Regions from separate parts of the Homo sapiens genome. Here region 1 is linked to region 2. Evidence: read pairs that join two places in POLR2A ChIA-PET (ENCODE). Cell type or tissue: CD4-positive, alpha-beta T cell. All regions are shown on one strand. Region 1 overlaps MCUR1 (mitochondrial calcium uniporter regulator 1). Region 2 overlaps RANBP9 (RAN binding protein 9).

Region 1 (5,000 bases), 110 kb after region 2:
TCGGGAGGCTGAGGTGGGAGGATGGCTTGAGCCTGGGAGGCAGGTTACAGTGAACCAAGACTGCGCCACTGCAATCCAGCCTGGGTGACAGAGCCAGAGCCTGTCTCTAAATAAATTAATTAATTAAACACAAATAAAAAATAGAAGTCAAAGAGGAACATGAGAAATTAAATGAAACCATAAGAGAAGTCATAATTTAAAGTGTTTTTCTAAGGCACTAAATGACGAATGACAGAGGATTACCATTGTCTTCCAGTAAGCACACTAAGGCATGAGTGTCGAAGTAGAGTTTCCTGCTCCCAGAAGAGGTGAAATCTCTCCTTTTGCGCTCCAGCTGCAGGGATCCAGCAGACAAGCTTAGCTCTAGGGTGGAAAGGACAGTAAGCTCAAAACAGACTTCATGCAAAACAAAAGCAACTCAGCACCCAGAGAAAATAAGGCATACCCCAAAGCCTTCGTGGTACTTTATAACAGCTTCGTTGAGATATACAATTCACCCAATTTCAAGCATACAGTTCAATAGGTTTTGGCATAGAGTTGTGCTACCATCCCACAATCAAATTTAGAATACTTTCATCACTGTCAAGACAAATTGTACCCCTTAGCTGTCACCTTCCAATTCCCCCAGCCCTTCTCAACTGCCCCCAACCATACCCAGGACAAGCACTGGTCTATTTGCTGTCTCTTTTGTTTACCTACTCTGAAGATTTCATAGAAATGGAATCATATAATATATATAGTCTTTTGTGACTGGCTTCTTTCACTTAGCATGTTTTCAAGGGTCATCCGTGTTGTAGCACGTCAGTACTTTTATTTCTTTGTATTGCTGAATACTCCTCCATTGTATAGCTACAGTAAATTTTGTGTATCCATTTACTAGTTGAAGGATGCTTGAGCTGTTTCTACTTCTTAGCGATTACGAATTACATGGACGTTGTTTTCAATGATCTTCAGAATATACTTAGGAGTAGAATTGCTGGATCATATGATAACTCCATGTTTGTTTTAGCAACTGCCAGACTGTTTTCCAAAGCAGCTATACCATTTTACACTCCTTCTAGCAGCGCACGAGGGTCTCAATTTCTCCACATCCTCACCAACCCTTGCTATTATCTGGGTTTTTAAAAAATTATAGTCATCCTATTGGGCGTAAAGTGGTATCTCACTGTGGTTTTAATCAGCATTTCCCTGATGACTAATGATGCTGAGCATTTTTTATGGGCTTGTTGGCCATTTGGATATCTTCTTTGGAGAAATGTGTATTCAAGTCAGCTATGGTTTGAACGTGTTTCCCAAAGTTTATGTGTTGAAAACTTAATCCCCAAAGCAACAGTGTTGAGAGGTGGGTCCTTTAAGGGATGATGACTAGGCTATCAGGAGGGCTCTGTTCATGAATGGATTAATGCTGCTATCCTGGGGGTAGGTTTCTGATAAAAGAATGAGTTTGCCACCCCTTCCCCGACACGTGTGCTGTTCTGCCTTCTGCCATGTTATGAAGCAGCACGAAGGGCCTGACCAGATGTGGTCCCCTCAATCTTGAACTTCCTAGCCTCCAGAATTGCAAGAAATGTGTCTCTTTTCTTTATAAAGTACCAGTCTGTGGTATCTCCTTATAGCAGCACAAAACAGACTAAGGCAAAGTCCTTTGCCCATTTTTAATAGGGTTGTCTTTCTATTACTGAGCTGTAAGAGTTCTTCATATATTCTAGATACAAGCTCCTTATCTGATTATGATTTGAAAATATTTTCTCCCATTCTGTCGGTTGTCTTTTCACTTTTCGATACTGTCTTTTGAAGCACAGAAGTTTACTTTTGATGAAGTCCAATTGATCTGTTTTTTCTTTTGTTGCCTGTGCTTTTTTCTTTTGTTGCTTGTGCTTTTGATAACATACCTAAGAAACCACTAGGTAATCCAAGTACATGAAAATTTACACCCATGTCTTCTAAGAGTTTTATAGTTTTAGCTCTTACATTGAGGTCTTTTCCTCATTTTGGATTAGTGTTTTAAATGGTGTGTGGTAGTGGGTTCAGCTTCATTCTTCTCCATGTAGATATCTAGTTGTCCCAGCACCATTCCCTCCACTGAAATGTCTTGTCACTCTTGTTGAAAATCAGTGGGCTGTAAGCATGAGGCCTTGTGTCTGGGCTCTCCATTCTAATGCATTGATCTATGTGTTTGTCCTTACGCCAGTGCCACACTTTCTTGATTACTTTTAAGTTTGTTTTAAGTTTGACATCAGAAAGTGTTTTTTTTGTTGTTGCTCTTGACGTTTTTTTAAGACAGGGTCTCGCTCTATTGCCCAGGATGGAATGCAGTGGTGCAAGCATAGCTCACTACAGACTCGACCTCAGCCTCCCAAGGTGTGGGTTATAAACTCTGTTGTTTGCCAAGATTGTTTAGCTATTCTTGTTTTCTTGTATTTCCCTATGAATTTTAGGATCTGTGTGTCAATTTCTACAAGAAAACCACTTGGGATTTTGATAGGGATGTGTTACATTTGTAGATCAGTTTGAAAAGTACTGCCACCTTAATATTAAGTATTCAGATCAATGAACATGGATGTCTTTCCATTTATTTAGGAACATTATACTTTAAAGTACATTATACTTTAAGTACATTGTACTTTTTATAAGTTGCTGGATTTGGCTTGCTAGTATTTTGTTAAGGATTTTCTCATCTTTAATCATAAGAGATATCGGTCAATAGCATTCTTTTCTTGTAATGTCTTTGCAAAAGCCTATCTTTAGAGAGCTATGTTCTAACAATTTTTACATTACCTTTTCTATAAGTTTTTGTGCATTTAGCCACAGATCCAATCCATTCTGTAAACTTCTTGTTTCAAGGTACTCATCTGAGGGAGGTGGTATAGTATATGGTACAGTTGGCTTTTGGATTTTATGAACTGCTAAAATCTTTTTTTTTTTAATTGGGTCAGGTGAACTAGTTCATGGTTGTAATTCCAATACTTTGAGAGGCCAAGGTGGGAAGATCACTTGAGGCCAGGTATTCGAGACCAACCTGGGCAACACTGCAAGACCTCCTCTCAAAAAAAAAAAAAAAAATTAGCCGAGTGTGGTGGTGTGTGCCTGTATTCCCAGCTACTCCCAGCTACTTGGGAGGCTGAGGCAGGAGGATGGCTTGAGCCCAGGAGTTTGAGGCTGCAGTGAGCTATGATTGCACCACTGCACTCCAGCCTGGGTGACAAAGCAAGATCCTGTATCGAAAAAAAAAATATTTAAAGGCCGGGCGTGGTGGCTCACGCCTGTAATCCCAGCACTTTGGGAGGCCGAGGCAGATGGATCATGAGGTCAGGCATTCACGATCAGCCTGGCCAAGATGGTGAAACCCCGTATCTACTAAAAATACAAAAATTAGCCATGCGTGGTGGCAGGCACCTGTAATCCCAGCTACTCGGGAGGCTGAGGCAAGAGAATTGCTTGAACCTGGGAGGCGGAGGTTGCAGTGAGCCAAGATCGCACCACTGCACTACAGCCTAGGTGACACAGCGAGACTTCATCTCAAAAAAAAAAATTAATTAAAAATAAATAAACAATATTTGAGTTGCCAATTTTTAATTGTGTCATGAAAGAACTTTTAAATATAGCTGCTTACTACTACTATTAAATATTGTACTAAAAAAGACATTATGACACCAAAAGAAAAAAAAAGATGAACAATCAAAAGAACTTCCATTTAATCAACTTAGTATATGAAAATCTTGCTACATATTTGTCATTACTTTTCTAATTTTGCCGTTAACTGGCACCAGTCTGAGGTCTGGTGTTGTAGAAGTCTGGTAGGAGCAAGAAGGGTCACCTGCCAACTCAAAGGTCAAAGGTTTCCCCAGCAGGCCTCTGAATGACCAGAAAGATGCTCCAGCTGATCAGCTTCCACTCTCAGTCCTTCACCCCGATTACCCTATAATGAAATCGAGAGTAAACAAAACAAAAAAATGGACTGAACCCTACAAATGTGACGCTTTGCTGCAGCCTATGGGAGTTGTTCCCAGCCTACTCACAGCTTGGGAAGGGGAGGGTAGCTGTGGTCACTGTAAGCATCCAGATGAGTGCAAGAGATGCAATAATCCATATCTGTATCAAGAACCATTTGCAGACTGACACAATATAAAGTGCAATGACTTATGTGTGTTTGTGTTTGTTGGTAAAACTGGGCCCTGAGATTCAAAGAACCACTGTGCTATGACAGGAGGTCCTTGACCTGGCATACAAAGCCCTTGCTATTTATGACCACGCTTATCCTTTCAGCTTTCTTTCTAGCAACCTAAGCTATTCTATTTCCTGCAATTGCATGCTTAAGCATGGCTTGCTCCCCTTTCCCAATCGTTAAACTTTAAGCATTCTTTTTACCCTTCTTCATTAAATTGCCAATTTACTGAGTATACATTATGTTCCAGGTGTGGCATTTTCTTTTTTACACTTTATGGTTCTCTCTGCTTCCTCCACCCAGCTAAGGGAGCAACCTTTATTGAGCCCATACCTGTGTTCTCAGCTCAGTACAGATAGCTCATCGTAGCACTTACTACATTATTTCCTCATCTGTATCATCTATTTGTCCAAGCTGCCCAGGAGCAGCCAGTCTTGCTCATTTTTTATCTTTAGCATCTGGCAAGGGGCCTGGCATACAGCAGGCTAGGAATAATTTTTTTTTTTTGGTAATTGAACTGTAATGACTTCTACAATCTGGATTATGAAACTGTCTAGAGGGAAAATTTGAGATGAATTCCTTTCTCCTCAGTTCTTCCCTTTTCACATAAACGAGCTCACTTAAATCTGGTACCTCTTTTTTAGTTTATTTCCAGTCCTGAGACTAAAACTGGCCTCCATGAGAAGAGACCCAGGATGTCTGCCCAACACAGAAGAGACCTAGCCTGAGAAACAGTGGGAGTGAAGGAATGAAAGCACTTCTCCAGGGGACCTCCTAAGGACCACCTCACCTGCCCCAGAACTCTACTGGACTGCCCCATGTGTCAGGGAGCTCG
Region 2 (5,000 bases):
AAAACATAGTATATATAGAGTTCAGTACTATCTGCAGTTTCAAGCATCCACAAAGGGTCTTGCAATGTATCCCCCACAGATAAGGGGAGTCTCCCATATCAACTGCGATGCTGGTTATATGACTATACATGTTTGTCAAAACTCACAGAACAGTACACTAAAAAGAATAAAGTTTACTATGTGTAAAATATACCTAATTTTAAAAACAAAAGAAAAAGGGTAAGGTATCCTGGCTACAAAGAGACTGAAAAATGACCCAAGAGCTAGTCAGATCTGAGGGGTCCTGTTAAGAAGCTCTACATTTTATCCTTGAAGCAACAGATATCTCAAAAAACGGGTAGAGGCAACTCAGTTTTTTATTACTAAGAACCCTGACAACAGTTATAGACTAGAATAAGAGCAAAACAGGCAGCAACTGGAGACCCATCAACCAACTATCTGAGAGTAATTCAGCAGATAAATAATTGAGATCTGACAAAGGGAGAGGCAGTAGAGATGAACAGAAAAGTTAAAAGCAGGAAATTCTCAAGTTTCTAGCAATAGTGAAACCACCAACCAAATGTTTTTTTTTTTTTTTTTTTTTTTTCAGAAAAAGATTTTAAACAAGCTAAATTTAAATGCCTGTGGGACATTCAAATGCAAACATTTGGTTAGACACATTGTCTGGAGCTCGAGGGAATAAGCTAAGATGTAGCATTAGATTTGAGAATCATCAGGGTATTTGCAGCCAAATATGAGGTCAAGTTCATATAATTTGAAGTATAAAAAGAATCAGCTTACTGATTATACAGCTTGTAAAGTGAGAAATGGTGACAATCGTGTGCCTATTTCAATATGGGCCTCTCTCAACCACTCTATCCTTGGCATCTCTGATTTTCTCTTTGGCTTGATTACCCTAAGAAAACTGAGGCAGTTACATAAAAAGCTGTCACTGAATTCCAAGTTTTTATTTTCTGTTGCTCATACTGTTGACATCGAGAATATTCAGCCGATAAAGGAGTAATCTACTGAATACACTTATTTGGTTAATTAAACACAGGAGGACCACTAAGAGGGGTTTGATTTGAGGTCCATCTGACTGACCTCACAGGGCAACTTATCCACACAGCTCAATAAGCTTTGTCTTGGTAACTCAACTAAAGACCCTATGACTGCTTTAAGAGACCTCTGATATGCAATAAAGTTATCAGGAAATACTATAGGATAGATCCAATGATTCTAGGTAATTAGTGCTTAACCAGGGATAGGCACCAAAATTCAGTGTGGAGCTTTCTCAAAATGCCTATCTTGCCCAAAGCTCTACTTCTGAAAATCCTAATTTAGGAACTTTTGGGGTAAGGCCCAAAAATTACTATATTTTTAATAGTCTCATAAGTGAATTCTGATACCCATACAAACCACACACCAATCCCAAGCTGAAAAGCAATGATATAAAATTTGGTTCCAGGCCCTACCATGGAATTCTCATTTGGAAATTTCTAAACCACATCCTAAACCTTGAAAATCTCCTCTAGTTGAGAGCATACAAATACACATTTCCCAGCTGAAACCTAAAATTCTAAGTCCAACATCTGTAAAATACCTATGAATCACCAACTGACTATGATTACTAGTTTGAGAGGATTTAACTTCTTAGCAGAATTCACGAAAAAGCAGTGTAAGAAAAGTCATGGAAAATGAGTCACCATCCCTTCATTCCTTAATTCCAAATTCTCCATTTTAATAATAAACCTACCAGAAAAGCTTAGTTAATATCACCAACTCAAGCTTTAACTTCAGCTAGTATTTAAGCATAACCAGATCCAATCTGTTATACTGAAATATTCAGATTCCACTTTTCCAATTAGCAAAATTTCCAGGATTCCAACTTTCCAATTACATCATAAACATTATGAACCAAAACAAAAAAACTAGCAAACGATTTTTCTCACCAAAATTTACTTACCCATCTCTTCCCTTACTGACAATTTTTACTTCAAAATAATAAATCCCACAGGCTGCTGGTATTGGATGCGTGGCTCGAACTGACGCGGCATCTTTTGGGGTTTTGCCATGACCTGCATAGAAACAGGAAGGAAAAAAGAAGTCACATGAGATATTCACTGAAAGATGAAAACCTTAAACAATTCAGGAACATATAGGTTTTTGGAATGATGTATTATTTCTGCTCCTATCAGTTCAAATACTCAATAAAACGTTTATCATCACCATGAACCCAATATGCAAAATAGCCCAAGTTAACCACAGAACTCTTCACACTATTACTAGTTTTATTAAGATTGCAGAATCCAAATATGGAAATTGAACCTAGCAGCCTTTTATGCAAATTAAATAAAAGACATTATAGAGTACACTATATTTTTAAGAGGAAAAAGGCTGTATGAAGAACATGAGAGAAAGATCTCAATTTTATCAGGTCTAAATTTGCATATAACTTATATAATTTCTGTACACTCTTGCCAAAGTCCTGGCTCTTTAAACCAGAAGCATCTGTATTGTATATTTCTAAGTGAAATCTTACACAATTAGATTGAATTGGCAAAACAGCTTTCTTAAGAATTTACAGTTTTGTTCTTTGGTATAGTCTTATTAATTAAAGCTGATTCATAAAATCTCTTGGGCCAATAATAGCTTATTGAGAAATACATCTAATTTCTAAACGTATTTTTTTCTTTTTAAACAACAGAAGTAACACCATGCCACTGCTGACACTTTAGAAAATCTTTTAGATAATGGCTTTCAAACTTTTTAAACCAGCTATTCCTCAATTCTAATCCCACAGGGTTTGCTAAACTCACAATCACTTCCCCTACCTCTCGCCCAAGACACAAATTACCTTGAAAGCTAGCATGTAGACAATATTAAGAGAAAATATGTCCACAAAACCATGGAAGAATAAAGAAAGAAGTTGAAGTAGCATGTCAGAAAGTACTCATAGAGTATGAGTGAGACAAGTCTCCATATCCCCAAAAGGACTGCATGAGAAACAATACTCTAAATCATTATTGGGGTGTTCTAGTTAAATATGCTCCACGCAATACAAACTTCGCATTAATCTTTCAGTCATACTATAAAATTATCTTCATGGGTAGCAGAATTCTCCTTAAATTTATGATTGTTTTAAAACTAAATACCTTCTTGTAAGTCAAAAATTGTATCTTAAGATATACAATCATCACACATGAATGAGATCATATCCTCCCTTACCACACACTTGACCAAATTTATCAAATTTCCAACACATGCCTTATTACTATTAAACACTTAAGTTTACACTTGCAATGCAAATTAGTACATGTTCACACCCCCCACTCCCCCCACAAAAAAATGGAATGAATTCTGCCACTCCTTCCATTACCATGAAAACTTGGGTTATGGGCAGAAGTTCTTTTAGCCTGGTGACCATAAGGAGTCAACAAGCTTGGCTAGGCAAGACAAAAATGGAAGCAACAGTATTTACATGCATCAAAACTACTTCAACATATGATGCAGGTAATAGATTTACACTGAGCTAAGCAGCAGAAAAGAAACAATTGCACAAGTCTGTGCACTAGTCACTTTTTAATAAAATTTAATTATGGTGGCAGTAAAACACATTTTTCAGTCAAAATATGTTCAAATAATTAAGTTACCTGAGAAAAGGCCATGGAAACTACATATTTAAAAATTAGATTGTTACAAATAAATCTATAGAAAACTATCTAAACAAAATCTAACTGCAGTTCTAAATCCACTGATTTTTTAAGGGGAGTGACCCAAACTTTTAGTGATAAAGTAATCCCAAAGTATTCTTAATAACAAATAATAGTTACATATATTTAATACCGTGTGAAAGGCACTGCTCTAAGAGCATTAAGTTTATTAACTCATTTAATATCCAAAACAACCCCATGAGGTAGGTACTATCTATTATCATTTCACAGTTGAGGAATCCAAGGGAAGATAATGAAACTCGCCCAAAGTCATACTGCTAAAAGCGAATTCCAAACCAGGATTTGTGCTGGGATTTAAATTCAAGAAACCTGATCTAGTGTGAGCTCTGAACCCACATGAAGGATTTAGTTACAATGAACATTCGGGGATCACTTCACATATCCCCATGTCCTATTCTGACTACTTCTACGGGAAAAGAGAAAGAAACCAATATTTGAAAGTAAACAGTCTCTCAAAGAGTTGGGTGCTTTTGTATGGATTTTTCTCTTTCAACATTTACGAAATAGGTATTATTTAACCTCACTTTTTGAAATGAAGAAATCTGTAATCTGTCATGGGCCTACAGAAAAAAAAATAAAATGTTTACACATTATATACCCAGCCCCAAATTGGTAGAAACATATATTAGATCCATGCATGAATTAAAATCCCATACATTTTTCCATTATGCAAAAATTACTATAAAGTACCAGTTATAAATCTTCAAGGATCCATTATATTTGTTAGGATTCACTAATTGCAGATAAATTCTGTAAATATTAAAACTAAAAAGATTTGTTTCATGTTTAAATTAAAATTTAAATTAGATGTAAAAGGTATAAGGAAAAGTTTAAATGCAAGATTATAAGGTTTCATATTATTTCTTAAATGAGACCAGTCCAAGTTGAGTATCCCTTATCTGACATGCTTGGGACCAGAAGTGTTTTAGATTTTTTTCAGATTTTACAATATTTGTGCATACTTACCAGTTGAGCATCCTAAATCCAAAAATCCAAAATCTAAAATGTTTCATTGGGCATTTCCTTTGAGCCGGGCGTGGTGGCTCATGCCTGTAATTCCAGCACTTTGGGAGGCTGAGGCGGGCGATCACTTGAGGTCAGGAGTTCAAGACCAGCTTGGCCAACATGGTGAAACCCTGTCTGTACTAAAAATACAAAAATTAGCCTGGCATGGTAGTGTGCGCCTGTAATCCCAGCTACTCAGGAGGCTGAGGCACAAGAATCGCTTGAACTTGGGAGGCAGAAGTTGCAAGGGCCTGACAGCGCCACTACACTCCAGCCTGAGCA

What was found. ChIA-PET counts read pairs that join two places held together with the same protein. Peaks named below come from ENCODE experiments on the same cell type or tissue, not always from the same donor. Only the 100,000 strongest peaks of a DNase experiment are listed, where the experiment ranks them.
Region 1: POLR2A ChIA-PET joins it to region 2 with 13 read pairs; 8 of 35 experiments call an interaction of 5 or more read pairs at or near these places.

Annotation. Positions count from the first base shown.
Region 1 is chr6:13,806,682-13,811,681 of GRCh38, forward strand. It overlaps MCUR1 (mitochondrial calcium uniporter regulator 1), which reads right to left. Exons shown (of 9, transcript NM_001031713.4): 2 at 244-363. Among named protein-coding and RNA genes, the nearest start is that of MCUR1, 5.4 kb to the right of the region's middle. In CD4-positive, alpha-beta T cell, no CTCF peak of the experiment used is centred here; no DNase peak of the experiment used is centred here.
Region 2 is chr6:13,694,840-13,699,839 of GRCh38, forward strand. RANBP9 (RAN binding protein 9) reads right to left here. Exons shown (of 14, transcript NM_005493.3): 2 at 1,946-2,057. Among named protein-coding and RNA genes, the nearest start is that of RANBP9, 14 kb to the right of the region's middle. In CD4-positive, alpha-beta T cell, no CTCF peak of the experiment used is centred here; no DNase peak of the experiment used is centred here; H3K27ac peaks cover 2,529 bases.